Regions from separate parts of the Homo sapiens genome. Here region 2 is linked to region 1. The links are chromatin loops, found by intact Hi-C in ENCODE. Cell type or tissue: left ventricle myocardium inferior. All regions are shown on one strand. Each heading gives the region's core, and the rest is flanking DNA. Links, peaks and the distances in the headings are about the cores only.

Region 1 (15,303 bases), core at 4,164-12,163:
TGGGATTTCTAGTTCTAGATCCCTGAGGAATCGCCACACTGACTTCCACAATGGTTGAACTAGTTTACAGTCCCACCAACAGTGTAAAAGTGTTCCTGTTTCTCCACATCCTCTCCAGCACCTGTTGTTTCCTGACTTTTTAATGATCGCCATTCTAACTGGTGTGAGATGGTATCTCATTGTGGTTTGATTTGCATTTCTCTGATGGCCAGTGATGATGAACATTTTTTCATGTGTCTTTTGGCTGCATAAATGTCTTCTTTTGAGAAGTGTCTGTTCATATCCTTTGCCCACTTGTTCATGGGGTTGTTTGTTTTTTTCTTGTAAATTTGTTTGAGTTCATTGTAGATTCTGGAATATTAACCCTTTGTCAGATGAGTAGGTTGCAAAAATTTTCTCTCATTCTGTAGGTTGCTTGTTCACTCTGATGGTAGTTTCTTTTGCTGTGCAAAAGCTCTTTAGTTTAATTAGATCCCATTTGCCAATTTAGGCTTTTGTTGCCATTGCTTTTGGTGTTTTAGACATGAAGTCCTTGCCCATGCCTATGTCCTGAATGGTATTGCCTAGATTTTCTTCTAGGGTTTTTATGGTTTTAGGTCTAACATTTAAGTCTTTAATCCATCTTGAATTAATTTTTGTATAAGGTGTAAGGAAGGGATCCAGTTTCAGCTTTCTACATATGACTAGCCAGTTTTCCAAGCACCATTTATTAAATAAGGAATCCTTTCCCCATTTCTTGTTTTTGTCAGATTTGTCAAAGATCAGATAGTGTAGATATATGGCATTATTTCTGAGGGCTCTGTTCTGTTCCATTGGTCTATATCTCTGTTTTGGTACCAGTACCATGCTGTTTTGGTTACTGTAGACTTGTAGTATAGTTTGAAGTCAGGTAGCGAGATGCCTCCAGCTTTGTTCTTTGGCTTAGGATTGACTTGGCAATGCGGGCTCTTTTTTGGTTCCAGATGAACTTTAAAGTAGTTTTTTCCAATTCTGTGAAGAAAATCATTGGTAGCTTGATGGGGATGGCATTGAATCTATAAATTACCTTGAGCATTATGGCCATTTTCACGATGTTGATTCTTCCTATCCATGAGCATGGAATGTTCTTCCATTTGTTTGTATCCTCTTTTATTTCGTTGAGCAGTGGTCAACGAAGAGGTCCTTCACATCCCTTGTGAGTTGGATTCCTAGGTATTTTATTCTCTTTGAAGCAATTGTGAATGGGAGTTCACTCATGATTTGGCTCTCTGTTTGTCTGTTATTGGTGTATAGGAATGCTTGTGATTTTTGCACATTGATTTTGTATCCTGAGACTTTGCTGAAGTTGCTTATCAGCTTAAGGAGATTTTGGGCAGAGATGATGGGGTTTTCTAGATATACAATCATGTCATCTGCAAACAGGGACAATTTGACTTCCTCTTTTCCTAATTGAATACCCTTTATTTCCTTCTCCTGCCTCATTGCCCTGGCCAGAACTTCCAACACTATGTTGAATGGGAGTGGTGAGAGAGGGCATCCCTGTCTTTTGCCAGTTTTCAAAGGGAATGCTTCCAGTTTTTGCCCATTCAGTATGATATTGGCTGTGGGTTTGTCATAGATAGCTCTTATTATTTTGAGATTCGTCCCACCAATACCTAATTTATTGAGAGTTTTTAGCATGAACGGTTTTCGAATTTTGTTGAAGGCCTTTTCTGCATCTATTGAGATAATCATGTGGTTTTTGTCATTGGTTCGGTTTATATGCTGGATTACATTTATTGATTTGCGTATGTTGAACCAGCCTTGCATCCCAGGGATGAAGCCCACTTGATCATGGTGGATAAGCTTTTTGATGTGCTGCTATATTTGGTTTGCCAGTATTTTATTGAGGATTTTTGCATCGATGTTCATCAGGGATATTGGTCTAAAATTCTCTTTTTTTGTTGTGTCTCTGCCAGGCTTTGGTATCAGGATGATGCTGGCCTCATAAAATGAGTTAGGGAGGATTCCCTCTTTTTCTATTGATTGCAATAGTTTCAAAGGAATGGTACCAGCTCCTCCTTGTACCTCTGGTAGAATTCGGCTGTGAATCCATCTGGTCCTGGACTTTTTTTGGTTAGTAAGCTATTAATTATTGCCTCAATTTCAGAGCCTGTTATTGGTCTATTCAGGGATTCAACTTCTTCCTGGTTTAGTCTTGGGAGTGTGTATGTGTCCAGGAATTTATCCATTTCTTCTAGATTTTCTAGTTTATTTGCATAGAGGTGTTTATAGTACTCTCTGATGGTAGTTTGTAGTTCTGTGGGATCGGTGGTGATATCCCCTTTATCGTTTTTTTTTGCGTCTATTTGATTCTTCTCTCTTTTCTTCTTTATTAGTCTTGCTAGCATTCTATTAATTTTGTTGATCTTTTCAAAAAACCAGCTCCTGGATTCATTGATTTTTTGAAGGGTTTTTTGTGTCTCTATCTCCTTCAGTTCTGCTCTGATCTTAGTTATTTCTTGCCTTCTGCTAGCTTTTGAATGTGTTTGCTCTTGCTTCTCTAGTTCTTTTAATTGTGATGTTAGGGTGTCAATTTTAGATCTTTCCTGCTTTCTCTTGTGGGCATTTAGTGCCATAAATTTCCCCTACACACTGCTTTAAATGTGTCCCAGAGATTCTGGTATGTTGTGTCTTTGTTCTCATTGGTTTTGAAGAACATCTTTATTTCTGCCTTCATTTCATTATGTACCCAGTAGTCATTCAGGAGCAGGTTGTTCAGTTTCCATGTAGTTGTGTGGTTTTGAGTGAGTTTCTTAATCTTGAGTTCTAGTTTGATTGCACTGTGGTCTGAGAGACGGTTTGTTGTGATTTCTGTTCTTTTACATTTGCTGAGGAGTGCTTTACTTCCAACTATGTGGTCAATTTTGGAATATGTGCGATGTGGTGCTGAGAAGAATGTATATTCTGTTCATTTGGGGTGGAGAGTTCTGTAGATGTCTATTAGGTCTGCTTGGTGCAGAGCTGAGTTCAATTCCTGGATATCCTTGTTAACTTTCTGTCTCGTGGAGCTGTCTAATGTTGACAGTGGGGTGTTAAAGTCTCCCATTATTATTGTGTGGGAGTCTAAGTCTTTTTGTAGGTCTCTAAGGACTTACTTTATGAATCTGGCTGCTCCTGTATTGGGTGCATATATATTTAGGATAGTTAGCTCTTCTTGTTGAATTAATCCCTTTACCATTATATAATGGCCTTCTTTGTCTCTTTTGATCTTTGTTAATTGAAAGTCTGTTTTATCAGAGACTAGTATTGCAACCCCTGCCTTTTTTTGTTTTCCATTTGCTTGGTAGATCTTCCTCCATCCCTTTATTTTGAGCCTCTGTGTGTCTCTGCATGTAAGGTGGGTTTCCTGAATACAGCACACTGATGGGTCTTGACTATCCAATTTGCCAGTCTGTGTCTTTTAATTGGAGCATTTAGCCCATTTACATTTAAGGTTAATATTGTTATGTGTGAATTTGATCCTGTCATTCTGATGTTAGCTGGTTATTTTGCTCGTTAGTTGATGCAGTTTCTTCCTAGCCTCGATGGTCTTTACAATTTGACATGTTTTTGCAGTGGCTGGTACCGGTTGTTCCTTTCCATGTTTAGTGTTTCCTTCAGGAGCTCTTTTAAGGCAGGCCTGGTGTGACCAAATCTCTCAGCATTTGCTTGTCTGTAAAGTATTTTATTTCTCCTTCAATCATGAAGCTTAGTTTGACTGGATATGAAATTCTGGGTTGAAAATTCTTTTCTTTAAGAATGTTGAATATTGGCCCTCACTCTCTTCTGGCTTGTAGAGTTTCTGCTGACAGATCTGCTGTTAGTCTGATGGGCTTCCCTTTGTGGGTAACCCGAGCTTTCTCTCTGGCTGCCCTTAACATTTTTTCCTTCATTTCAATTTTGGTGAATCTGACAGTTATGTGTCTTGGAGTTGCTCTTCTCGAGGAGTATCTTTATGCTGTTCTCTGTATTTCCTGAATCTGATTGTTGGCCTGCCTTGCTCGGTTGGGGAAGTTCTCCTGGATAATATCCTGCAGAGTGTTTTCCAACTTGGTTCCATTCTCCCTGTCACTTTCAGGTACACCAATCAGACGTAGATTTGGTCTTTTCACATAGTCCCATATTTCTTGGAGGCTTTGTTCATTTCTTCTTATTCTTTTTTTTCTAAACTTCTCTTCTTGCTTCATTTCATTCATTTGATCTTCCATCACTGATACCCTTTCTTCCAGTTGATCGAATCGGCTACTGAGGCTTGTGCATTTGTCACATACTTCTTGTGCCATGGTTTTCAGCTCCATCAGGTCCTTTAAGGACTTCTCTGCATTGGTTATTCTAGTTAGCCATTCGTCTAATCTTTTTTCAAGGTTTTTAACTTCTTGGCCATGAGTTCGAACTTTCTCCTTTAGCTCGGAGTAGTTTGATCATCTGAAGCCTTCTTCTCTCAACTCGTCAAAGTCATTCTCCATCCAGCTTTGTTCTGTTGCTGGCGAGGAGCTGCATTCCTTTGGAGGAGGAGAGGCACTCTGATTTTTAGAATTTTCAGTTTTTCTGCTCTGTTTTTTCCCCATCTTTGTGGTTTTATCTACCTTTGGTCTTTGATGACAGTGACGTACAGATGGGGTTTTGGTGTGGATATCCTTTCTGTTTGTTAGTTTTCCTTCTAACAGTCAGGACCCTCAGCTGCAGGTCTGTTGGAGTTTGCTGGAGGTCCACTCTAGACCCTGTTTGCCTGGGTATCAGCAGCGGAGGCTGCAGAACAGCAGATATTGGTGAACAGCAAATGTTGCTGTCTGATTGTTCCTCTGAAAGTTTTGTCTCAGAGGAGTACCCAGCCGTGTGATGTGTCAGTCTGCCCCTACTGGGGGGTGCCTCCCAGTTAGGCTACTCAGGGGTCAGGGACCCACTTGAGGAGGCAGTCTGTCCATTCTCAGATCTCAAGCTGCGTGCTGGGAGAACCATTACTCTCTTCAAGCTGTCAGACAGGGACATTTAAGTCTGCAGAGGTTTCTGCTGCCTTTTGTTTGGTTATGCCTGCCCCCAGAGGTGGAGTCTACAGAGGCAGGCAGGCCTCCTTGAGCTGCGGTGGGCTCCACCCAGTTCGAGCTTCCTGGCCACTTTGTTTACCTACTCAATCCTCAGCAATGGTGGGCGCCCCTCCACCAGCCTCACTGCCACCTCGCAGTTTGATCTCAGACTGCTGTGCTAGCAATGAGCAAGGCTCCGTGGGCGTAGGACCTTATGAGCCAGGCATGGGATACAATCTTCTGGTGTGCCGTTTGCTAAGACTGTTGGAAAATGCAGTATTAGGGTGGGAGTGACCTGATTTTCCAGGTGCCATCTGTCACCCCTTTCCTTGGCTAGGAAAGGGAATTCCCTGACCCCTTGCACTTCCCGGATGATGTGATGCCTCGCCCTGCTTCGGCTCATGCTCAGTGCACTGCACCCACTGTACTGCACCCACTGTCTGACAATCCCCAGTGAGATGAACACGATACCTCAGTTGGAAATGCAGAAATCATACGTCTTCTGCATCGCTCACGCTGGGAGCTGTAGACTGGAGCTGTTCCTATTCGGCTGTCTTGGCTCCACCCCTGAGCATTTTGCATTCTAAGGACCTTTGCACAGGCTTCTATTCATTCTTTAGTGGAAGTTTGTGTGTTTGTTTCAAGAAGCTACTTTTTAGAGCAGTTTTAGGTTTACAGAAAAATTGAGCAGAAAGTACAGAGAGTTCCCATATACTACCCCACCCCACCCTACCCCACCACTAGTTTCCTTTATTATTAGTATCTTGCATTGGGATGGCACATTAGTTGCAATTGATGAGCCAATGTGGATGCATTCTTATTAACTAAAGTCCATAGTTTACATGAGGGTTCTCTCTTTGTGTTGTACATTCTGTGGGTTTTGCCTAATATGTCATGTCATGTATCCACCATTATAGTGTCATACAGAATAGTTTCACTGCTCTAAAAGTGCCCTCTATCCCACCTATTCATCCCTCCCTTCCCCTCCAAATCCCTAGAAACCACTAATCTTTTTTCTCTCTCTATAGTTTTGCCTTTTCCAGAGTGTCATATAATTGGAATCGGTAGTAGGTATTTAATAAAGACTTGCTTAGTGAATGAATAACTGATTGCCATTAGAACCATTCATATGAGCTCTGGTGAGGCTGAAGAGAAGGATATAGATGGGTGAGACAGAGAGGAGGCAGGACTGACAGGGTGTGAGTGGCCATGAGTGATGCAAAAGTAGCTCAGGTTGCTCCCTTTCATCATAGTCCAGGTGCCCTGGAGAAGAGACCAAATAAATAGACATTGGCATGATGTCCTGCAACAGCTTCTTCTTATGCAGGTCATGCAGGAAGAATTGCATGCACAAGCCCTTATCCTAGAGTCACTGAACACAAACCTCTACTATACCCAGTTGGAACTCCAGAAAGAGGTGAGTCCCTACTGGAGTGGGGATGGGGGTTGGGGGAAGAACCCAGGTCTCCATCCAGCTCTGCCATATAGCTCTGCCCTGGATGGCTCTGGGTTGGGGAAGATGGCTATTAAAATGTATGTCTTTCAGAAAGCTATAGTGGGAAATCTGGAGAAAATGCTTCAAACCAAGTTTGCTGAAACTGAAGAAAAGTATAAGCACACCATACAGATCCTGACGGAAGAGAACATTCATCTGAAGTGCGGCTGCTGCTGAAAAAGACATAGCTGAGTTCTCTTTAGGAGTGGGAAGGAGTTTGAGTGAGGAATGGGTTAGGAAGATAGACCAACTGCTCCCTAGTTATGTCAAGGCACAGGTGTTTTCGGGAGGGAGGTATGTCACTCTAGGCCAGTGACACAAAGCCAGATAGTTCACTTGAGGTGGAGTGGAGATGTGTCTATACTTCTCCCATTCACCTGTGTCCTTGTTTCTATGCAAAACAACACAGGACATTTGTCTTCCAGTTTCTGAGTTTGCTCAGTTCTATGACTGAGGGTGGTTTTTAAATCCATCTCCCCTGGGAGTCTGATGGTCTTGCCATTACATGCAGCTGCTTCTGGTTCCTATGGAAATCACCTTTGGATCAGAAGGTGTACTGTTACCTGAAGCTGCATCTTAAATCATTAAAATAAATTTTGGTCAATACTTTAATAGAAGAAAGTTATTTATTGCATTGATTTAGTAGAAAATTCCTCGTATAGGACTTTAGTCACCTGAACACCATACCTCACTAAATTCAAAACCACTGCAAGTAATGAGTGAGAGACTGCTGTGGTGAAGGAACGAAGGCACATTTCTCTCCCTGCACTCCAAATATCCTATACCCTTTCTAGCTTTTGAGTTGACATTGATACATCTTTCCTTTCTTTTTACAGGCAAAAGATAATTTCTAAGAATGAAGAAATTTGTGAAGGATGTTCTGGGAGATTGGCCTCTATTACTGTTTCTAAGGATGATTCTGACACTGTGCAAGATGGTAGCAAGAAAGGACAAGAATCATAAACAAAAAGTTGCTCTGCATTGTTGAAGATGGTTGGCACACCATTTCTGTAGGCCCAGGAAACTCCTGGGAGGGTTTTCTTGAGAAAATGCATATAATGAGTTTAGTTCTTGGGTTGCTCTGACTCTCTGAATGTCTGAAAATGTTTGAATTCGCATCTGAATTTCACAGCTTATCACGGACTCTTCACTGAAAAATGATGCTCTCCATACTGGGAGCTGAGCTTTCTCTGAGTTTTGTACTATTTTTCTTCTACCTTGACGTATTTCGTTAGAAAGAAACTGATTTGAAGGCCTTCTTCATATTGAACTTTTACTATATTTGGGAGGTGTACCTTTGTCCCCTGGGGCATTTAGGTAGCAAAAAAAGATGATGTGTTGATTTTACTCTAAAATATTTTTCTCTCACACCCATGCCCCCTACTTCCCTACCTCTCAATCATGTTCCCTAACCTATGACTTAGGAAGGGTTTCTGATGATTCTTACCACCTCCTCTGGACCATCACCAGAATTCAGACACCCACAGTGCAGGCAACATAAATAAGTGAAGTGGGCTAGACATAAGGAAAACAATTGCCCAAGCACAGTGATAAGTGGCAACCAACAGCAGCCTCAGTAGAGGGGCTTGGGCAGGGCTGGGGCACAGCGGATGGGGAAGAGTGACCCACAGAGCACTGTCCCATCTGAAGAAGGTGCTTCTCAGACCTTTGCCATGCAAAAGCATGAGGTCAATATTGTCAGATAGTATGATTTTTTAAAAGAAGTTATTCTGGTTTTTATGTGATATCTCCTAATTTTTAAACATTGACAACAAATTTTAAAAATACAACTGTGTGTGCCGATCATGGGAGACTCAAGTAGAACATGTCTGTAGTCCAGATGTTTTCCACCTGTGAGATGTCATTGGCAGAAACCAAAACCAAACACAAAAAATCTCCAAGGAGCAATAAGATCAAATTATATTTTATTCTATTAAAAAATGTTTTTGAAAAAAGATACTTAAATTTTAAAGATAACTTAATTCCTAATGATTTAAAATAATCCAAGCAGAGATGAAAGAGCAAATGCAAATGCATAAAAAGACCCCAGAGCATTGTTAGCAAAAAGCAAATATAGTTAGCCAAGCATATATATATCATAAAAGCAATAAGAAGGCATAAAGCAAGTTTGGGGAGAGCTTATTTAAAACTTGTAAAAATCATTTGAATTTTTAAAAGATTTCAAACAAATTTTGTTTTATTAAAAAAAAAATTTTTTTTGAGACGGGGTCTTGTTCTGTCACCCAAGCTTGAGTGCAGCGGTGTGAACATGGCTCACTGCAGCCTTGACCTCTTGGGTTCAAGCAATCCTCCCACCTCAACCTCCCAAAGTGCTGGGATTATAGACATGAGCCACCATACGTGGCTACTTTCTAATTTTTTTAATGTGGTAGTGTGGAATTTAGCTTTGAAAGAGAATTAAAGTTAATAGAATATTAACAGTGGGCTTATAGTTGATAGATAACAATCTGAATCATAAGCCCTCTATATTCATAGCTGGATTTTGTACGTGTCTGGTATTTATTGCCACCAGCTAAAAACATTCCCAAAGCCTTAAGCATAAGAGAAAGGAGACAGTGTTATTGTTGTTAATATCCTATTTAACTTTAGCTCTTATAAAAAAGTGCAAAACAATTAATAAAGTAGAAAATCTAGAAAATTAGTAAATAAACATAGTGTTATATCTAAATAGTACCATCGGCCAGGCGCGGTGGCTCACGCCTGTAATCCCAGCACTTTGGGAGGCCGAGGTGGGTGGATCACGAGGTCAGGAGATCAAGACCACCCTGGCTAACACAGTGAAACCCTGTCTCTACTAAAAATATTTTTAAAAAATTAGCCAGGTGTGGTGGCGGGCCCCTGTAGTCCCAGCTACTCGGGAGGCTGAGGCAGGAGAATGGCCTGAACCCGGGAGGCGGAGCTTGCGGTGAGCCGAGATCACGCCACTGCACTCCAGCCTGGGCGACAGAGCGAGATTCTGTCTCAAAAAAACAAAACAAAACAAAACAAACAAAATAGCACCATCAATCAGAAGGGAAGACAAGTTTTTTTCTTAGTGTGAAAGTAGGCTGAGGCATCTGTTTCCCCATGTTTTTCTTGTCATCCTTGTTGCTTACTTCATAGTTCACTTCAGTCAGGATGGTGAGAATATCATCGCCTCTGAAATACATCACATAATATTGTGACTGTCTGTGGGGGAAAGCAACTGATGAACTGTCTCCTCTGCTGTGCTCAGAGATAGTTCTGTAGTTCTTTCTCTCAAAATATCAGTCATTTGAAACAATAAGGTGCGAAACCAAGACCTACCCCAGCTTTCCTGGTAAATGGGTTGTCTCAGAGCTTAATAACTTACTTTTGGTTTATTCAGGAACTCTTTTGACCATCAGAAACCTCGGTGTCAGTATTAGAGTTGGTTTCTTTCTCTCCTGACCTGTGTGTCTCTCACTCTTCTCCACGTTACTTGGCTCCCCATTGCTTCAATGCCCCCCAATACTCTCTGCCTCGAATTGACATCGCATCTGCGGATTCATCTTTGATGCAATTAAACTTAAGGCAAGTGAAAGTATAACGTCTCCTGCAGCTACTCCCACCTTCTTCTCACCAGGATCTCTTAGCATTTTTGTTAGGCAACCTCTTCTTCTACCTTGGTAGCTAGCCGCGGAAACCTTGCAGGATTCATGATCTAAGTTACGAAATCTAAGTTAGATTCATGATCTAAGTTACGGGAAATTCTCACTCTTCATATACTCAAAACATGAAATACAGGGCTAGAAGGAACCTGCTATTTATCTCCCATAATGCACCAAGAGGTTTTGAGGATGGTTTGCTATTATAGAACTTTTGACAGAGTTGGAGGATGTTTAAACATTGAATTGGGTTACTGCCTTCTTGGAAGATTTCCAAAACTAGTTGAATTGGCTCAGTCATGTTTTGGCCTAAAGACAGAGAGCTGGAGTATATGACTTTCCTATCCTTTCCTGCTCTGTGATACCCTGATTGTCCTTTGAGGTGCTGAATAAAGGAATAAAGCATCTCAGCTTTTCCATCTATAAACTAAGGATGTTAACACTTGCCACTCTCCCACTTTGTAACTGACCTGGGAAATGCAGCTATGTGATCTACAGCTAGACATTTAGAGTTGAACGGAAACCACTCCCCTTGGACAGTTCTCTGACCTGTTAATGTGATCTAAATCACATAGCACTTTCTAATAGGCTCTGAATATGAGTAGATAGTAGTGTGATGGAGTAGGGGGGGAAGGTAGTGTAACAGTGAGGAGGGCTGAGTAGGCAAAACTTACCGAGGACATCGCTCTCTCAGGCTCTGGCAAAGTGACTGGATGTACCAGGTTCCCTCTGCAGGGTTTCGGTAGGAAACACAGTTATTCACAGTGGCCATCCCCAGCAGAAAGTCAGCCTCATCCGGGATATATCTCGTTTGAGGTGATGATAAATCCATTTCTAAATAGGGTTGCTCCTCTGAATCAGTCTCAACAGGTATACCTTTCTGGTAGTTATCCCCCTGACAAGCCTGAATAAAAAACACTTTGGGTTTTCCAGCAAGGGAAGGGCACTTCAAACCAGTGAACTGAGATGTCAGCTCATAGATGGGGGCCTCCTGTCCATCAGTGCCATAGATGATGCCCTTGTCTCCATGGGAGAGGATACAGCAGATGAAGCAGTCCATGTTACTGTGGTCCATGAGTTGGTAGATTTTCAAAATCTCATAGATTTGCTCTACTGTGCAGTCATCGTGGGGCTTGATCTCAAAATGAAGCTCTTCAAAGGTCGTGGTCAAAGCCCCTGAAAAGTGAAATTTGAACAGTCACGTTATACCACAGTAATTCACAGACCACAGCTGGAGAGCACAGTGGGCATAACATTGATAGATAAGAATTTGACCCCTCTCCCTCTCCCTCTCCCCGTCTCCCTCTCCCTCTCCCTCTCCCCGTCTCCCTCTCCCTCTCATGCCGAGCCAAAGCTGGACGGTACTGCTGCCATCTCGGCTCACTGCAACCTCCCTGCCTGATTCTCCTGCCTCAGCCTGCCGAGTGCCTGCGATTGCAGGCGCGCGCCGCCACGCCTGACTGGTTTTCGTTTTTTTTTTGGTGGAGATGGGGTTTCGCTGTGTTGGCCGGGCTGGTCTCCAGCTCCTAACCGCGAGTGATCCGCCAGCCTCGGCCTCCCGAGGTGCCGGGATTGCAGATGGAGTCTCGTTCACTCAGTGCTCAATGGTGCCCAGGCTGGAGTGCAGTGGCGTGATCTCGGCTTGCTACAACCACCTCCCAGCCGCCTGCCTTGGCCTCCCAAAGAGCCGAGATTGCAGCCTCTGCCCGGCCGCCACGCCGTCTGGGAAGTGAGGAGCGTCTCTGCTTGGCCACCCATCGTCTGGGATATGAGGAGCCCCTCTGCCTGGCTGCCCAGTGTGGAAAGTGAGGAGCGTCTCTGCCCGGCCGCCATCCCATCTAGGAAGCGAGAAGCGCCTCTTCCCCGCCGCCATCCCATCTAGGAAGTGAGGAGCGTCTCTGCCCGGCCGCCCATCGTCTGAGATGTGGGGAGCACCTCTGCCCCACCGCCCTGTCTGGGATGTGAGGAGCGCCTCTGCTGGGCCGCAACCCTGTCTGGGAGGTGAGGAGTGTCTCTGCCCGGCCGCTCCGTCTGAGAAGTGAGGAAACCCTCTGCCTGGCAACCGCCCCGTCTGAGAAGTGAGGAGCCCCTCCGTCTGGCAACCACCCCGTCTGGGAAGTGAGGAGCGTCTCCGCCCGGCAGCCACCCCGTCCGGGAGGGAGGTGGGGGGGGTCAGCCCCCCGCCCGGCCAGCCGCCCCGTCCGGGAGGTGAGGGGCTCCTCTGCCCGGCCGCCCCTACTGGGAAGTGAGGAGCCCCTCTGCCCGGCCAGCCGCCCCGTCCGGGAGGGAGGCGGGGGGGGGTGGTCGGCCATCCGCCCCGTCCGGGAGGTGAGGGGCGCCTCTGCCCGGCCGCCCCTACTGGGAAGTGAGGACCCCTCTGCCCGGCCAGCCGCCCCGTCCGGGAGGGAGGTGGGGGGGTCAGCCCCCCGCCCGGCCAGCCGCCCCGTCCGGGAGGTGAGGGGCTCCTCTGCCCGGCCGCCCCTACTGGGAAGTGAGGAGCCCCTCTGCCCGGCCAGTCGCCCCGTCCAGGAGGGAGGTGGGGGGGTCAACCCCCCGCCCGGCCAGCCGCCCAGTCCGGGAGGGAGGTGGGGGGTCAGCCCCCCGCCTGGCCAGCCGCCCCGTCCGGGAGGTGAGGGGCGCCTCTGCCCGGCCGCCCCTACTGGGAAGTGAGGAGCCCCTCTGCCCGGCCAGTCGCCCCGTCCAGGAGGGAGGTGGGGGTTCAACCCCCCGCCCGGCCAGCCGCCCAGTCCGGGAGGGAGGTGGGGGGTCAGCCCCCCGCCTGGCCAGCCGCCCCGTCCAGGAGGTGAGGGGCGCCTCTGCCCGGCCGCCCCTACTGGGAAGTGAGGAGCCCCTCTGCCCGGCCAGCCGCCCCGCCCAGGAGGGAGGTGGGGGGGTCAGCCCCCCGCCCGGCCAGCCGCCCCGTCCGGGAGGGGGGAGGGGGGGTCAGCCCCCTGCCCGGCCAGCCGCCCCGTCCGGGAGGGAGGTGGGGGGGGTCAGCCCCCCGCCCGGCCAGCCGCCCCGTCCGGGAGGGAGGTGGGGGGATCAGCCCCCTGCCTGGCCAGCCGCCCCGTCCGGGAGGTGAGGGGCGCCTCTGCCCGGCCGCCCCTACTGGGAAGTGAGGAGCCCCTCTGCCCGGCCAGCCGCCCCGTCCGGGAGGGAGGTGGGGGGGTCAGCCCCCCTTCCGGCCGGCTGCCCCGTCCGGGAGGTGAGGGGCGCCTCTGCCGGGCCGCCCCTACTGGGAAGTGAGGACCCCTCTGCCCGGCCAGCCGCCCCATCCGGGAGGGAGGTGGGGGGAACAGCCCCCCGCCCGGCCAGCCGCCCTATCCAGGAGGTGAGGGGCGCCTCTGCCCGGCCGCCCCTACTGGGAAGTGAGGAGCCCCTCTGCCTGGCCAGCCGCCCCGTCCGGGAGGGCGGTGGGGGGGTCAGCCCCCCGCCCGGCCAGCCGCCCCATCTGGGAGGTGAGGGGCGCTTCTGCCGGGCCGCCCCTACTGGGAAGTGAGGAGCCCCTCTGCCCGGCCACGACCCCGTCTGGGAGGTGTGCCCAGCGGCTCATTGGGGATGGGCCATGATGACAATGGCGGTTTTGTGGAATAGAAAGGCGGGAAGGGTGGGGAAAAAATTGAGAAATCGGATGGTTGCCGGGTCTGTGTGGATAGAAGTAGACATGGGAGACTTTTCATTTTGTTCTGTACTAAGAAAAATTCTTCTGCCTTGGGATCCTGTTGATCTGTGACCTTATCCCCAACCCTGTGCTCTCTGAAACATGTGCTGTGTCCACTCAGGGTTAAATGGATTAAGGGCGGTGCAAGATGTGCTTTGTTAAACAGATGCTTGAAGGCAGCATGCTCGTTAAGAGTCATCACCACTCCCTAATCTTAAGTACCCAGGGACACAAACACTGCGGAAGGCCGCAGGGTCCTCTGCCTAGGAAAACCAGAGACCTTTGTTCACTTGTTTATCTGCTGACCTTCCCTCCACTATTGTCCTGTGACCCTGCCAAATCCCCCTCTGCGAGAAACACCCAAGAATGATCAATAAAAAAAAAAAAAAAAAAAAAAGAATTTGAACCAGAAATTCAAGAGCAAAACCCTCTATATTCGTAGCTGGATTCTGCAGGCTTCTAATATTTATTGCCACCAGCTAAAAACATTCTCAAACCCTGAAGCAAATGAGAAAGGAGAGAGTGTTATTGTTGGTCTGTTTTCTCTAGTAAACTAGTTTACAAGATGGGTAAGCTATCATTTAGGCTTACTACTGAACCAATTTTAAAAATGATTATATTATTTACATAATCAGAAAAAAACAAAACAATTTTTGAATAAAAGATCCAACTTATTTTATCCTAAACCTTCTCAAAATTATTTATGTATAGCAAAATAAAAGATATGAATTAATAAGATAGAACTAGAAGACCTTATACAAAAGGTTATCCCCTCTCTATCCCTCCCCATTACCTAGTCACATTCCATGAAGGCAACCACTTTCAGTTTTTAACCACTTTTTTCCACATTGAGCTCCATTTTGTAATGAATTTGGGTACACTGCTAATTACTCATTTATAAATTTTAGACTTTCGCATTGAGTTCTTATTATGGAGAATAAGCATTTGGGCTCTTACTCAATTATTTACAAGTTTTGGTTGAATCCATAGTAATATTTTTATTTTTTTAATTTTTTTTAGAAAAGGTCTCACTCTGTCACCCAGGCTACAGTGCAGTGTCACAATCTCAGCTCACTGCAACTTCTGCCCCCCAAGTTCAAGCAATTCTCCTGCCTCAGCCTCCCAAGCAGGTGGGACTACAGGCACGCACCACCACACCCAGCTAATTTTTGTATTTTTAGTAGAGACAGGGTTTCGCCATGTTAGCCAGGTTGGTCACAAACTCCCAGCCTCAAGTGACCCACCCACCTTGGCCTCCCAAAGTGCTGGGATTGTAGGCATGAGCCACCACCTCCGGCCCATAGTAATATTTCTATTATTAAGACTATGTAAACATAATGTTCTTTCATTATGTTTCCTTTCTTATTAACCTTTTTGCCTTTCCTGGAACTTGTAATTGTATTATTTTTTCATCTGCTTTGTTTCCTATATGCTTAACACTGTTTTTTCTCCAAGTGCTCAATGGATCTGGCCAAAATCTTTCAACATTTTCAGGCT
Region 2 (15,303 bases), core at 4,661-12,660, 60 kb before region 1:
AAAACATTTAAGGTTATATGCACTCACAACATTTCTGGAAGGATGCCCCAAAAATCTGTTAGAAGTAGTTCCCACTTAAGAAGCTATGAGAAGTCAAGGGCTGATTTTAGCTACTGAAATATTAAAATACTGCCATATAGGCAGGGCACGGTAGCTCACACCTGTAATCCCAGCACTTTGGGAGGCTGAGATGGGTGGATCACCTGAAGTCAGGAGTTTGAGACCAGCCTGGCCAATATGGTGAAACCCCATCGTTATAAAAATACAAAAATTAGCCAGGCATGGTGGCGGGTGCCTGTAATTCCAGCTACTGGGGAAGCTGAGGCAGGAGAATCGCTTGAACCTCGGAGGTAGAGGTTGCAGTGAGCCAAGACCACACCATTGCACTCCAGCCTAGGCAACAAGAGCAAAACTCCGTCTCAAAACAATAATAATAATAAATAAAATACTGTCATATTGATTGGTAGATGACCATTGTCCAAGCCCCTTGCATGTCCTCCTTGCCACCTTGGTTGTCCCAACTCCTCCCCTGGCACCCCCAGACCACCTCATGATTCAGCAACTAAGGGGTTAATGCCTGGCATGGAGGTGGGAGTGAGATCTCCCAGGACCCTGTTCCAACCCTGGTTGATTATTCAATAGCCTTGTCTTACTGGTTGTTAAATATTTTGAGTATCACTCCCATGGGTGTTCAAAGAAAAAGGCCTTTATTTTTATTTTATTTATTTATTTATTTTTTAGAGACAGGGTCTTGTGCTGTCACCCAGGCTGAAATGCAGTGGTGTGGTCCTAGCTCACTGCAACTTCAAACTCCTGGCCTCAAGTGATCCTCCCGCACCACCTGCCAAGTGGCTGGGACTACAGGCACACTCCACCATACTAGGCTATTTTTAAAATTTTTTGTAGATACAGAGTCTCGATATGTTTCCCAGGCTGGTCTCAAACTCCTAGCCTCAAGCGACTCTCCCACCTCAGTCTCTCAAAGTGTTGGGATTACAGACATGTGCCACCACACCTGTGAGGCCTTCTTTTTTTTTTTTCTTAAGAGCAAAAGAATATATACCAAGACATTGTTTATCATGGGAAAGAGGAAAAGGAAACAACTACACATTCATCAAAGATCATTGAAAATCTATGTAAAACTCCACTGAGTGATTGTATCACCCATACAATTTACCTCTGCTTTCTGGCTTTTGAATGCAAATGTTTAATGTTATTTATAATATGGTAATGACGATTACAACATTTTGGCAGTTTCATCTGTGAATCTCTTTTCTCTTTGTTTTTGTTTTTTGTTTTATTCATTTATTTATTGAGACAGAGTCTTGTTCTGTCATCCAGGCTGGAGTGCAGTGGTGAGATCTCGGCTCACTGCAACCTCCACCTCCCAGGTTCAAGTGATTCTCCTGCCTTAGCCTCCCGAGTAGCTGGGATTACAGGCATGTGCCACCATGCCTGGCTAATTTTTGTGTTTTTAGTAGAGACGGGGTTTCGCCCTGTTGGCTAGGCTGGTCTCGAACTCCTGGCGTCAAGTGATCCTCTCGCCTTGGCCTCCCAAAGTGCTGGAATTACAGGCATCAGCCACCATACCATCTTTTTCTCTTTGTTGAGCTAGCCCCAACCACCATGATGAGCTGATTACAACCACTAAGTTTACTAGTCAGGTAAGAAATATTCATCAAATGCCCGTTGTGGACAAGCCACTTTGCAAGGCTTAGTGGAGGTGTTGAGGCACAGAGAGCACTCCATAGTGGAGTCCTGGCCTTCAAGAAGAGAGAAGGCAGTTGCTAGAAGTGGGCCTGCCTTAGCCTCTCACTTCTTGCCCCATGGACTCCTGCTAAATCTCCCAAGTTCAGGGTTGGCTCCTTTCGTACAGGAAGCAGATACAAGGTTCTAAGCAGAAGCAGTTTCTTTTTTGCTACTGTTGTAGCCTTCTTTCAGACTCTCACCTGAATTCCAGCCCCTTGTAGCATCATCTTCCCACCTGGGCACTCGATCCCATCTGCTTCTCTGACCTCATCTCCTTGACTTGGCCCTAACAGGCCCCCAAACCCAGTGGAGTATGGACAGTTATAAATGGCGGCCCTGTCACCTGCTCTTCAGGCCTTTGCTGTTTAGCCAGTCTCCTGGACTCCTTTCTAGCCCTGGACTCCTTTCTAGCCCTGACCTCTATTGCAGAAGACTCCCTAGTCCCAGGCCTCTGGCCCAGCCAACCCCTGCACACGCTGCCTTTCTTCCAAGGCCAGGTCTCTTGCCTTTGCTCCACTGCTCACTTAGCTCTCTTTCTGCCGACTCCTCTGCTGACTGCAAGCTCCCTGAGGGCAAGGTCCAACCAGCATCTAGCACAGGACTCACAGCACGAGCCTCTAAAGATTTGTACTGTTAAAGCAGCAGTTACAAGTGAGTGAGTTTTAGTATCCTCATATGTAAAACAGATTCAACCTTAAGGTCCTCTGTAGCTCTTAAGGTCATTAGACACCATCAGTGGGTTTCTCAAGCATCAGTCGTGTTGGAGACAAAGGTTGATTTCATTTTTTCAGCAGGTTCTTAAGCAAATGTATTCCAGTGTAATATTGAAAACTAATCATAGACTTAGACATTTGAGTTAAATCTGCTATCACTTTAATGCTTCTGTTAGGCCATTGATTCTTATAACATTTTTGGCATTTGTTTTTATTACTAATGAAATATCCACTGACATGGCTGGGCACAGTGGCTCATGCCTGTAATCCCAGCACTTTGGGAGGCCGAGGCAGGAGAATCCCTTGAGACCAGGAGTGCAAGATCAGCCTGATCAACATGGCGAAACCCAGTCTCTACTAAAAATACAAAACTTAGCCAGGCATAGTGGTGGGCACTTGTAGGAGGCTGGAGGCCTACACCTACAGGAGGCTGAGGCGGGAGAATCGCTTGAACCCAGGAAGCAGACGTTGTAGTGAGCCAAGATTGTGCCACTGCACTCCAGCCTGGGTGACAGAGTGAGACTCTGAAAAGAAAAAAGAAAAGAAAAGAAGAAAAGAGAAAAGAAATATCCACTGACATCATTTAAAAATCAACTAATGTTAAAAATTCATTAAGGAAAAGTCTCAATTTCTGCCCCATCCCCTGACCTGTCAGTTCTACTTCTCAATGTGCTCCTAGAGGCAATTATTTTCAACTCTGCTATCTATTTCTTTGGAATTTTATTTACCTCATACTTCCAAGTAATTTGTCTGTGCTCCGTATGTTAATTTTTCTTTCTGGTACAGCAGATGAGGATTTGGCTCTTATACATCCCCATTCCACTCATTCTTCCCATGTAGTCACAGTTCACTTTTTGGCTAAGTCACTATTAAGTATTTACATTTGATACATATGAGTGTGTGCCATACTATGATTATGTTTACTTTCTCATTCAATATTTTTTAACCTGGAGTAATTGCACATTTTATTTTCTTAGGTTTCTATGTTTCTATTGCCAATCTCTCACCCACACTCCCAAATGCTCTGGTTCTGGTTGCTCTGTAACAAAGTTACCACAAATGTAGTGGCTCAAGCAACAATCTTACAATTCTGAAAGTCAAAGTCCAAAATGAGCCTCACTGAGCTAAAATCAAGAGGTCGGCAGAGCTGCATTCCTTCCGGAGGCTCCAGGGGGAATTCGTTTCCTTGCCTTTTCCAGCTTCTAGATGCTGCCCCGATTCCTTGGCTCCTGGACCTTTTCCTCAATCACTCCTACTTCTTCCTCCATTATCACATCTTCTCTGACTGATAATTCAGGTTAATCTTTCTATCTCAAGATCTTTCATTTAATCACAGCTGCTTTTGCCATGTAAGGTAACATAGTCACACTTTCCAGGGATTAGGACATGCGGTATAGGGAAAGGGACAGTATTCATCCTACCATGTGCTCCTACACATCTACCAGCTGCCTGTCAATATCATCAGGTAATCTACCAGTTCCAAGTCCTGCACCCTCTGGGACCTCTGATGTGTGAATTGGCTCCATCTTGTTCATACCCTGTCTTTGCAGGCACATAGGCTATAGTGAGCTATGGAGAGAGCCCTAGTTACTATGCCAAACATGTACGGACATCCCTTGTGCAATCTTGTCTCCTCTCCCATTTTCTTGCTCTTGTGGAACTAAATCTCTTTTAATGCTGTACTCTAATTTTAGTTGGATTCTGGAAAAGAAAGAAGATAAGCCAGTGTGGTCAAGCCACCATGTTTATCTGATAGTTTTCTTTCATCAAGATTCTCATAATAGGGGTTTTGTTTTTTGGGAGCCAGGGAAGGAGTTTCCACTCTGTAATTCAAGAAGGTGACCAGGAATGAGAAACGAGGAGATTCATTTGCACTGTAGCTCAAGCAGCAGAACTAATTTTCCAGGAAGTTCTGTGCAGAACTTGCTGTGGGAATTTCTCTTCCCTTCAGTGAGAACTGGTGTGGCCTGCTGGAAAGGAAGGAGCTTGGGAGTCAAAGAGATTTGTGTTTGTTTCCAGCTCTGCAACTTGCTGCCGCCGTGACTTCTCTGAGTCTCAGTAGCTTCATCTATAGTATCAGCATAACAATAATTGAGCAGTTTTACCTGGCTCACAGCAAGGACTCGGCTATGGCAAATTTTATTTTATTTTAATTATTTTGTTTTATTTTTATTTGTATCTTATTTTATTTTTTGAGACGAAGTCTCACTCTTCACCCAGGCTGGAGTGCAGTGGCACAATCTCAGCTCACTGCAACCTCTGCCTCCCAGGTTCAAGCAATCCTCCCACCTCAGCCTCCTGAGTAGCTGGGACTATAGGTGTGTGCCACCATGCCCAGCTAATTTTTGTATTTTCAGTAGAGACGGGGTTTCACCATGTTGGCCAGGCTGGTCTCAAACTCCTGACCTCAAGTGATCCATCCACCTCGGCCTCCCAAAGTGCTGGGATTACAGGCGTGAGCCACCATGCCCAGCCAGTTATGGCAAAGTTTAAATTGCTTTCAAGTCAAGTCTACTGAGTAGAAAGGGATGAGCTGTTAACCTATAGTCAAGACCCTGCACCAGATCAACAGCTTCTGGAATCTACCATTGTTCTTTGGGTCCTCCCTGGGTTCTTCCCAATTCTTCTGTATTTTTGCTTTGATTCTAAATGGTTTAACCTTCTGCTGTTGTTTTTCAATTTCAGCAAGAGCCTCCTGATCTAGCAGCCAAGACTCCCCCTGACCTTTGGCCATGTACCCCAACCCTCTCATCTACTGCACCTGCTGGGACCCCTGGAACTTGGGACCACGGAAGCTAATCAAGACCCCTCAACTACCACGCAAGAACTCCACAGGGAGTTCCAAGTAAGAATTATCTGGGATGGGGTAGGCACAGGGACCTTGGGATCCATTTGTAGCCTCATTTCTCTCACAAGATTTCTAAAACAGCAAGTGTGGCAGGAAAATCCCAGGTGGGCCAGAAAGCCTCGCTTTCCCCAGCTTCCCTGCCAGCTGGTTGGCTGCACCCTCATCTTGCCAGCCCTGCCTGGGGTTTGTGCCATTTTAAATGAGGAAGTCTCAGTGTTGGTGCAACGGCAAAGTGCAGCTTCCAACCAAAGGGCCCTGATGGCAGCTGCCGCCTTCATGTGGGATAAAGAGCTTTGGGAATCGGGGGACAAACTCTTCCTGGGACAGTGAACAAGTGCCAGGGCCTTGGGCCTGAGTTTTAAAGGCCTCAGATTTTAAAGATTCCAGCTATCAGATCATGCATTCCAATTTTGGGTCACTATAGGGATGTACTTAATCTGGGAGTGTTAAAAAGGGTTTCCGAATTTCCAATGTTCTTGTTTTAGTTATTTGTTTTTCACTTTCAGGCTAACTCCTCTTGTACCAGCTCCAAAAAATCACAATTACCTCCAACCAACAAAACCTGTTGTTTCCCCAAAGTAAGTATTGTTTTGTTTTGTTTTGTTTTTGAGATGGAGTCTCACTCTGTTGCCCAGGCTAGAGTGCAGTGGTGTAACCTTGGCTCACTGCAACCTCTGCCTCCCAGTCTCAAGCGATTCTCCTGCCTCAGCCTCTCGAGTAGCTGGGAATACAGGTGTGCGCGCCACCATGCCTGGCTACTTTTTTGTATTTTAGTAGAGACGGGGTTTCACCACATTGCCCAGGGTGGTCTTGAACTCCTGAACTCAGGCAATCCACCCGCCTGAGCCTCCCAAAGTGTTGGGATTACAGGTGTGAGCCACTGCACCAAGCAGTTTGTTTGTTTGAGATGGAGTCTTGCTCTGTCACCCAGGCTGGAGCGCAGTGGTGCCATCTTGGCTCATTCCAACCTCCACCTCCCTGGTTCAAACGATTCTCCTGCCTTAGCCTCCTGAGTAGCTGGGATTACAGGCACCCATTACCATGCCCACGTAATTTTTGTATTTGTAGTAACGACGGGGTTTCACCATGTTGGCCAGGCTGGTCTGGAACTCCTGACCTTAAGTGACCAGCCCTCCTCAGCCTTCAAAGTGCTGGGATTACAGTCGTGAGCCACTGTGCCTGGCCCTAAGTATTTTTATGTCCATGAGGCAGAAATGGTTTCAGGCATGTGAATAAAATAATCTCCCTCTCACCTGGCCTGACTTGAACTAATTGATGCCAGGGATGTTAGAGAATTGCCAGAATCGACCTTGATTTCTTGCAAACCTCAGATCCTACATGTAGATTTTGGGGTCCTCTGCATCCACAGCTTCCAAAGTCATTGCATTGTTTGATTCAAAGTCACTGTATCCACTGCTCTCCACAGGGGTGCCCCCAGTAACTGTCTTCTGCCCTGGAGCCCAAAGCTTGATGTGTGCTATTGTCACAGAGCCTTGGCGACCCTCCCGTGCATTTAGGGTGGTGACTCACTCTTTAGCTGATTACTGTCCTGTGTCTAAGATTTTCTATGGGTTGCATCTTGGTTTTAATCACAAATTAAAATTTTTACTCGCATTTTACAAGCTTAGAAATGTACCTTAGTTTTAGGTCTTTGTATGAATCTTTGTATTCCATTAATTTTTTTGGAAAATATTTATTGACCACCTATTATTTATTAGGCACTGTTTCAGGTGCTGGGAAAAGAGCCAGAAACACAATAAAGTCTCCACTCTCCTGGCACTTATATTCTAGTGGGGAAGGAAGGGGAAGAGGACCATAAACTAGTTATTACATCCGAGGTTGGCAAGTGCTACATAGAAAAAAGATGCAGGCAAAGCAGGTAGGGGCTGTGACGGTGGGGATACTTTACGTAGAGAGGTCAGGGCAAGTGCCTGTGTAAAGGGGGCAAAAGGAGCCTCAATGATGCCTGGGGCAAGCACTCTTGGCAGAGGGACCAGCAAGTCCAAAGGCCCTGGGGTGGGAACTTGCTTGGCATGTCTGACCTCTTCCAGGAAGGCAGAAGCCAGTGTGGCATGAGCGGAGCGAGTGAGCAGGGAGTGGTGGGAGATGAGCTCAAAGAAGGTAACAAGGTGATGGGTGTGGTGGGCAGGACAGTGACCCCCTCCCAAGGACGTCTACACCCTAATACCCAGAGACTGTGAATATGTTACTTGCCAAAGAGGAATTAAGGCTGCAGATGGAATTAAGGTTGCTAATCAGCTGACCTTCAGTTGGAGAGATTATCCTGGATTATCCCAGATCCCATGTAATCACAAAGGTCCTTCTTTGTATGTGAAAGAGGAGGTCACAGTGTCAGAGTCAGAGAAGGAGCTGTGACAACAGAAGCAGAGGTTGGAGTGATGCAATTGCTGCTGGCTTTGGAGCTGGAGGGAAAGGCCACTGTGAACATATACACATATGTGGTATTCATTTTATATATAGCATATATAAAGATTTGAATGAAAAACAAGTTTAACTTCAACATTTGTATCTTAATGGGATACATTTCATTTTCTGGAACATTTGTTTATATAGAATGTTTCATTCTCCAATAAAGAGAGTTCCACACAGTTCCCTGAACTGAGTGTGTGTGTGCCCGTTTGTGTGTAAGGGGGTGGTGGGGGGTGTCACCTGACTCACAGAGCCTTGACTCAGGGAGAATATGTAGGGGTCCCTCTAGCTGGTTTATGCTCCTCCAAAACAGAAGTTGCCCCAACATCATAAGACAAGTCTTTTGCCTCCTTGGGCAGGACCTTTTCATGAGCACCCCTACTTTGGGGCCCTCAGGAGCCCGGCTTCAGTGAGTTCCCCAACTATCCTAGGGATCCCCTAAGAAGGTCAGGTCAGAGAGCAGAAGTCAGATGGTGGCGGCCTCAGGGTTCAGCTCCTAAGCTTTGAACTTCTCTTTGCTGTCTGGTTGCTTTCTGAGCATGTCTTTCTCTTGCAGAATGAAAATCCATTCAGCAAGGCAAGAAGAGACTAATAAATCATTTTATGTGAGTAAAGGCAGGAGAGGGCGGTGGGACTAAAATTTATTGAGTGCCTACTATGTGCAAGCATGGGCCCTTTACATTTTTATACTTACCTTGTCGAATCTTCACAAAGATCCTGGGAGGAGGTGCTGTTAATATTGCACATTATGCACGGCAGGTAAGTGGAAGAACCACGACTTGAACTCAGCTCAGCTAGATTCCAGAGTGGGCATTTAATTGCCACTCTCTCCTGCCTTGCACAAGACAAACAGAGTGTCTCAGAGAAACTGGACATGACAGCTAGTCCAGGCCAGTGAACAGCTCATGCCTAGATGCAGGAAGTGCTCTGCTGACCTAGGGAACTAACGAAAGCTGGGGAGAGGCTGCCGGGACCCCTCAGGGGAGCAGGGGCGGGAGGGCACTGGAGAAGGTGATGAGAACCAAACTCGAAGGCTCTTGACGCCTGCCTGGGAGTGTGGGCCCGACCCTTCTGGTGTCTGGGAGCCTTTACTGGTCTGACGCAGGCACAGGACCAAGTAAGAGTTACATTTCAGAAAAAGCACCCTTTGGTGGGATGTAATCGGTACATTTTACTGTTTTCTGTGTTTATCTAGTTTCTTTTCTTTCTTTTTTTTGTTTTGTTTTTTAGTTTTAGGTCTTTGTATGAATCTTTGTATTCCATTAATTTTTTTGGAAAATATTTATTGACCACCTATTATTTATTAGGCACTGTTTCAGGTGCTGGGAAAAGAGCCAGGGAAAAGAGCCATGCAGTCCTTTAATGGTTAGGGAAAAAAATATACAAGCAAAAATATAATTGCCCTCTAGGTAGAGAGGAGGATGAACTGTGGGGGGAGCAAGACTGAAGGCAGAGAGGCCAGAGCCCAAGAGAAAGATGATGGTGGCCTGGGGCCGTCAGGCAGGGGTGTGGAGAGAGGAGGGTGACTCACAGAGACATGAAGGAGGTGACAACAGCAGGGATCAAGGGGCTGCAGCATGTGCTGCGCAGCTCTCAGAGCCCCAGCCTTGCCCTGGTCCAGGCCAGCAGAGGCCCTGCCCAGGTTTCTGACTTGGCGTCTAATGGGAAAAGGAGGAGGAAATGACATTTTGTTTGCAACCGTCCTAGTCATTTTCTCATATGTTGTTTTGTTTTTCCCTCACAAAAGCCCTTTGAGAAAGAGTTATTAACCCCACTTTCTGATAAGGAAACTGAGGCACAGAGATGCTGGATGGCTACTGTCTGGTGGCAGAGCCAAGATTTACTCAGGCCTCTGTGATTCCAAAACCCGAGCAGTTGCCGCATGCCCACCTCCTCTGGGCTCTGGCCACGAGGGTGAACACAAGTCGGGGGCAGGGGCATCAGTGGCTTGGTTTGGCGCAGAGCTTGAGAGGCCCCTAGGGACACCCAGGAGCCTGCTAAGCATCAGATTTGAGTCGGAGAGATGTGAGAATGAGCTATAATGGGTGAAGGGCCCAGAAGGGCTTGGGCTGTGGAGTCCCAGGTCCCTGTTTTTAAGATGTGAGTGAGGCAATAAGAGAAGATTTGGAAAAATCTCAGCACTCCAAGTCTGCCATTTTATCTTACTTTCCCTTGATGCCTAGGAAGTGATCAACGTGTCACCTGGCTATCAACTTGTTCGGAATCGGGAACAGATTTCTGTCACCTTAGGGGATGAGATGTTTGATAGGAAAAAGCGGTGGGAATCGGAGATCCCGGACAAAGGCAGATTTTCCAGGTAATGCTGTTGCAGCAACATGCAGCTGCTTGGGGCTACTCCCACCCAGCTCAGCCCGGCCTCAGGGACAAGCCAAAGCCGCTATGCCCACACCCAGGCCACTGGTCCCTGCTCTGGAGGGGCCGCAAGGGCACCTCCCTCCTCGCCCCTGCTTCCTGATGATGCATCTCTCCACATCTGCCTCTCTGCTCTGATCCCATCCGTGAGCAGATCCAAGGGGCAGGATGAAGATTGGGAGTTATGTGATTGATCCCAAAGGATAGCAATTGTTCGTGGGGTGAGGAATAGATAGAATAGCCATAAATTAGTCTGAATTTGAGGCATGCAAATTAAGTAAAGTGAGGGTTTCTGGGTGGCTGGAGTGCACTTTTTTTTTTGAGACAGAGTCTCTCTCTGCCACCCAGGCTGGAGTTTAGTGGCACGATCTCAGCTCACTGCAACTTCTGCCTCCCAGGTTTAAGCTATTCTCACGCCTCAACCTCTTGAGTAGCTAGGATTACAGGCTTGCACCATGACGCCCGGCTAATATTTATAGCTTTAGTAGAGATGGGATTTTGCCATATTAGCCAGGCTGTTCTCAAACTCCTGACCTCAGGTAATCCTCTGGCCTCAGCCTCCCAAAGTGCTGGGATTATAGGCGTGAGCCACTGCGCCCAGCCTCTTTTTCATTATGTCCAAAAATACTACTCAGCTCATGCCCCCGGGAGATGCAGTGTGGAAGGTTCTGGCCTGACTCTAACCCATTAGCACAGCTGTCCTGTCTGTCTTCAGGCTCCACCCACTCTCTGTCCTCCAATGCCATATCAAGTATATCTCCATGTCTTTCTTTTTTCATTAACAGATGCAGATTCATCTCTACATCTTTTCATTCTACCCTTTAATCTCTTATTCATATCTTCTTCTCTGATATCCTGCCCATGTTCAGGCATCTTACTTCTTAACTGCACTACTGAATGGCTCTCCAAGTGCCTCTTCCCTCAGGCTGATTTTGCTGTAAGAATTATTTTTTCAACACACAAGTCTAAAAGACCAACAATAGAAAACACACACACACATACACACACACACACACACACACACACACACACACAATCATCTACCTATCTGCTAGTGTATTGGCAGAATTCAACCAAACCGTTAGCAGTGGTTACATCTGGGGAAGGGATTCAGGTTGAGGGTGAGTCTGAAGGCCCCTCAAGTAGAATGAGGCCATGCCATGGAGTCTCCCTGATCTGACCTGGCCCAGAGGGCCACCCAGGGGCCAGGGGCATTCACCCTGCTTATCTTGTCTTCCCACCCAGGGGCATTCAGCCTCTGCTTTCTTTTCCCTGCTTATCCACAGCCCTCTGCAGGAAGAGAATGGGTCATGCACCTATAGTCAAGCTAGCACCGACAGCCACCTCTTGGCCTCACAAGGAAGTTGTCACCAGTTGTGCACAATAAAATATGATAACCTGTGCTTGTTGTATTCCCTGGTAAAGTTGTGGGTGTTGTTTGTATTGAAGATTGTGTTCAAAAGATAGGGGCTCCCTATTATTCAACTTTCTCAAGCCTTTTCTTTCTCTTACCCTTGAACTGTCTCCTCCTGTATCTCCTCTCTTGTTTTATCAGCCCACATTCTCTCTGTGCTCAGTTAGACATGCAAAGTGGTTGGCCAAAGAGGTCAAAGCATCTTGCATTGAGGACTTCCTCTCAGCTCCACTGCACATGGCACCACCTGCTGCCTTGTCACTCTAGCCCAACCAGACAGAGCTAAATAATTTACAGATACCATGGCAGCCTTAGACCCAGAAACACAGAAAACCATGACCTGTGCTGAAAGCCACTCTCTTAAATACCCTCTTAGTCCCATCTCTGGCCCAATCCTTGTCTGTGGTTCACAGCCAGCATCAATCCTATTGCACATCTTCTAATTTCCTAATCCTCTGAACTTCGTCCTCTGTTTCAACTATCATTACCAAATCAAGGTCAAACTCTAATAAATTTCTGACATATTCTTATTTTCCTTCTATTCGGTAGGGCACCAAACCATCCTGTTCAAGTCTAGTGAGCTTACCCACAAGAGCCAGATCTGAGCCTCAACTGCCCTATAGCCAAATGCCTTCTGTAAGACCACCCCTATCCCTCCACCCCCACCCCATAATGATAGAGCAGGTGCAGAACATGGCCAGCTCTCACCAGGCCAGCTCTCACCATGCCAGAGTCAGTCATGCTCAGGGGCCTGAATGGCATGGAATGGTAAGCTTTGTGGATGATAGAAGAATTACTTCTCCTACAGGACCAACATCATTTCTGACCTAGAAGAGCAAATCTCAGAGCTGACAGCAATAATTGAACAAATGAACAGAGACCACCAGTCTGCCCAGAAATTGGTGAGTGACCTTACATTAGCTAACATCTTCATGGACAAAATAAAATTAATATTTTTGAATCACCTATGTGCCAGGCAAAATGCCAAGCACTTTACTCATATGAGCCATGTTGTCCAGGTGACAGGACCCTAAAGATTGGACTGTGTCACTCAGTAGTATTTCTCTGACATCTTTATCTGTAATTCCAAGAACTCAAGTTCTTCCACAAAGCTTAACTCATTTATTTCCAGGAGCTCTCCAAGTACCTCTGTGTGTGTGCAGTGACACTGTCCTCCTCACACTAGGGTGCACTTGTTGTTTTCTGTCTGGCCTTTGTGGTGCAATTAAGTTTCAGAGCTTGTGAGGCTCTCACTAACGACACCAGCGCACTTAATGTGCAGGGCTTACTCTCTGACTGTTAAAGCTGCCCACACATCAGAATCTGCAGATGTCATTTGACACTCTTTGTGATTCCTGAGGATTTCAGTGACACCTTTTTAGCTTTTACCATCTGTTTCATCTGGTGACTTCTTCCTCACCTCAAACAGGTGTGCCTGTTGGCCTGGCCTGGAGTGACAGCCAGTGCTGTGTTCAGAAATATCCTCCCCAGGGTTGTTGAACCCCACCCCATCTGTGAAGTTTTACTTCCCAGAAGGCAGCCTCTCACCCTCTGATATGCCCCAGATGTGTCTGAATCCTACAGTGACCCAGCTTATGACTCAGGCTGGGTCCTATCCTGAGACCACCCTCCTCCGCCTGCCAACTATTGATTCATTACCTTATTTATCTGAAAACACTGCCAGGTTTATGGTCTCCTTCTATAGAAAGGAAAATGAGACTCAGGGAAGTTAAACAATTTGCATACAATCTCTCAACTGAACAGTGGTAGATCATTGGACAAAATGAACATTTTAAGTCATAGGCACAGATCCTGCTGAAGACATATTTAGAGACTATTTCCATGAAGGGATCCTAGACTGTGTTACTGAAAATACTGCCACTTGTGAAGATGCTATTTGTTGTGTGGCCCTGTGGAAGGGAGTAGTGTTGGCTGACGCTGGGCTGTTCTCTGTCTGTCAGAGTGGCTCTGCTGACCACTTGTTGTGTGACACAGTCCCTGGCTTCTCCCCAGTAGTCAGAGAGGTACAAGGACAAGCCCTAAACCCTTGTCCTAGCTGACAGTGGTCACCGACTGATTTGAAGTATTGATTTATCCTGAGACACTGGCCAGAGGATCTGACATGTTAGAATGAAGTATCACCTGAAAGTGAGCAAATCCTGCCTGCTAGAATGGAACTATACTGTCAACAAGGATTAACACTAGATTTTAAGTTCCTCGAAGGCAAGATCTGAGTCTTAGTCCTCCTTGGCTCTTCCAAGCCAAGCCTTTTGTTCAATAAATGATTGCTCAATTGGATTACATATCCAAAAATCTGAAGGCCATGATGTAACAGAAATGACGATCTAGCACAGGAGACCAGACCTACCCAAAAAAAATAGTCAGTGAAAGAGATGCACCAACATTATGAACTGAATAAGTACAAAACAACATAGAGCAAGGCACAAATTGTTCTGTTCCCTTATTAATAATGTGCTCTCTGGCACTGCAGAGCACAGTGGAAGAGGGGTGGGAAGGGGGCTGTGCCCCATGAATTGGAAGGCGGCTGTGCCCCATAAATTGGAAGGCTTTTCAGAAGGTGCAGATCAGAATGGGACAGGGTCCTCAGTCCTGTGTTGTAGATGCTGATTTTGTTTCCAGCTCTCCAGTGAAATGGATCTCCGCTGTGCTGAGATGAAACAGAACTTTGAAAACAAGAACAGGTACACTTTCTGGCATGGACCCTTGTGTGTGTTGATGGCTCTAAGGGTCCCGCATCCTTTGCAGGATTTTAGTTCACTGGGACTTCAAATAGTTCTAAATGGAGTTGGGGGATGAAGGGTGGGGGAGATGAACAAGACACGTGTCTTTGAAGAGCAGAATGGCTTGATTCAAAGCCACTAAAATAAACCACAAAGAAAGTTATTACTGCTTTTACATTTTATCATCCAATCCTTTCATTTCAATTATAATCTCCCTTTTTGTTGGTTACTGAGAAGAGTCATTTTTGTTCTCTATGAGATTTCTGTGATAAATAACTGTTGTTCTCAGCCAAGGCTCCTCCTCCACCATCTCCTCGTTCTTCTCTTCCTCCTCCTCTTTTTCTTTGTCTCACCTCTACTCTCCCTGGCTGCTAGGTCAGGGCCTCAGCAAAATAGGAAGAAAGTATAAGAGAATCAGGAGCAAAGTCAAATCAAGAGAAAATTGAAAGGAGTCCAAATACAGAAAGACAGAGAATAGAACATGGTTACCATGGTCCGGTAGGAGGAAGAAAATGGGGAGATATTGATCAAATCATACAATGTTGCAAATATGTAGGGTGAACAAGTTTATATTGTTTACAAAGATATAATGTAAAAAATGAGAGCTATAGTTAATAATAATGTATGATATTAAGAACTGTTGCTAAATGAGTTTATAGCTGTTCTCACCACAGAGGGAAAATGGTTAACTAAGTGAAATGATGGATATGTTAATTTGTTCCACTCTAGTAAACTTTTTACTATATGTATATAGTAATCTCCACTATTATAACCATTTGTGTATATATATATATACATACATATAAACTCTACCTATATATATATGCTTGTGTAGTGTGAGTGTATATATATAGTAAAAATTATGTGTAATATATATAGTATAATGGTTACTATAGTAGAGATGCATATATATATGATTTATATATATATATATATATGAATCTTATGACATCATGTTGTATACCTCAAATATACACAATAAAATTTATTTTTAAAGGAGTTTTCTTATGTGTATGGGTGAAGATAATCCTACAT

The links. A loop is a pair of places that touch in the nucleus more often than their neighbours do. Peaks named below come from ENCODE experiments on the same cell type or tissue, not always from the same donor. Only the 100,000 strongest peaks of a DNase experiment are listed, where the experiment ranks them.
Region 2: a loop joins it to region 1, with 9 times the contacts of the local background. A loop is called at or near these places in 3 of 110 quality-filtered maps.

Annotation. Positions count from the first base shown.
Region 1 is chr2:201,280,834-201,296,136 of GRCh38, reverse strand. It overlaps CASP8 (caspase 8), which reads right to left. Exons shown (of 9, transcript NM_001372051.1): 8 at 10,820-11,321; 9 at 8,428-9,678. The coding sequence ends at 9,543. FLACC1 (flagellum associated containing coiled-coil domains 1) reads left to right here. Exons shown (of 15, transcript NM_001127391.3): 13 at 6,352-6,441; 14 at 6,571-6,680; 15 at 7,356-7,866. The coding sequence ends at 7,482. Among named protein-coding and RNA genes, the nearest start is that of CASP8, 28 kb to the right of the region's middle. RefSeq lists a cis regulatory region at 7,635 and an enhancer at 7,563-7,707. In left ventricle myocardium inferior, for the core only: no CTCF peak of the experiment used is centred there; no DNase peak of the experiment used is centred there; H3K4me3 peaks cover 436 bases.
Region 2 is chr2:201,341,296-201,356,598 of GRCh38, reverse strand. It overlaps FLACC1 (flagellum associated containing coiled-coil domains 1), which reads left to right. Exons shown (of 15, transcript NM_001127391.3): 2 at 5,148-5,307; 3 at 5,817-5,888; 4 at 8,297-8,345; 5 at 9,924-10,057; 6 at 12,336-12,429; 7 at 14,168-14,229. The coding sequence starts at 5,195. Among named protein-coding and RNA genes, the nearest start is that of FLACC1, 8.4 kb to the left of the region's middle. In left ventricle myocardium inferior, for the core only: no CTCF peak of the experiment used is centred there; no DNase peak of the experiment used is centred there; H3K27ac peaks cover 1,086 bases.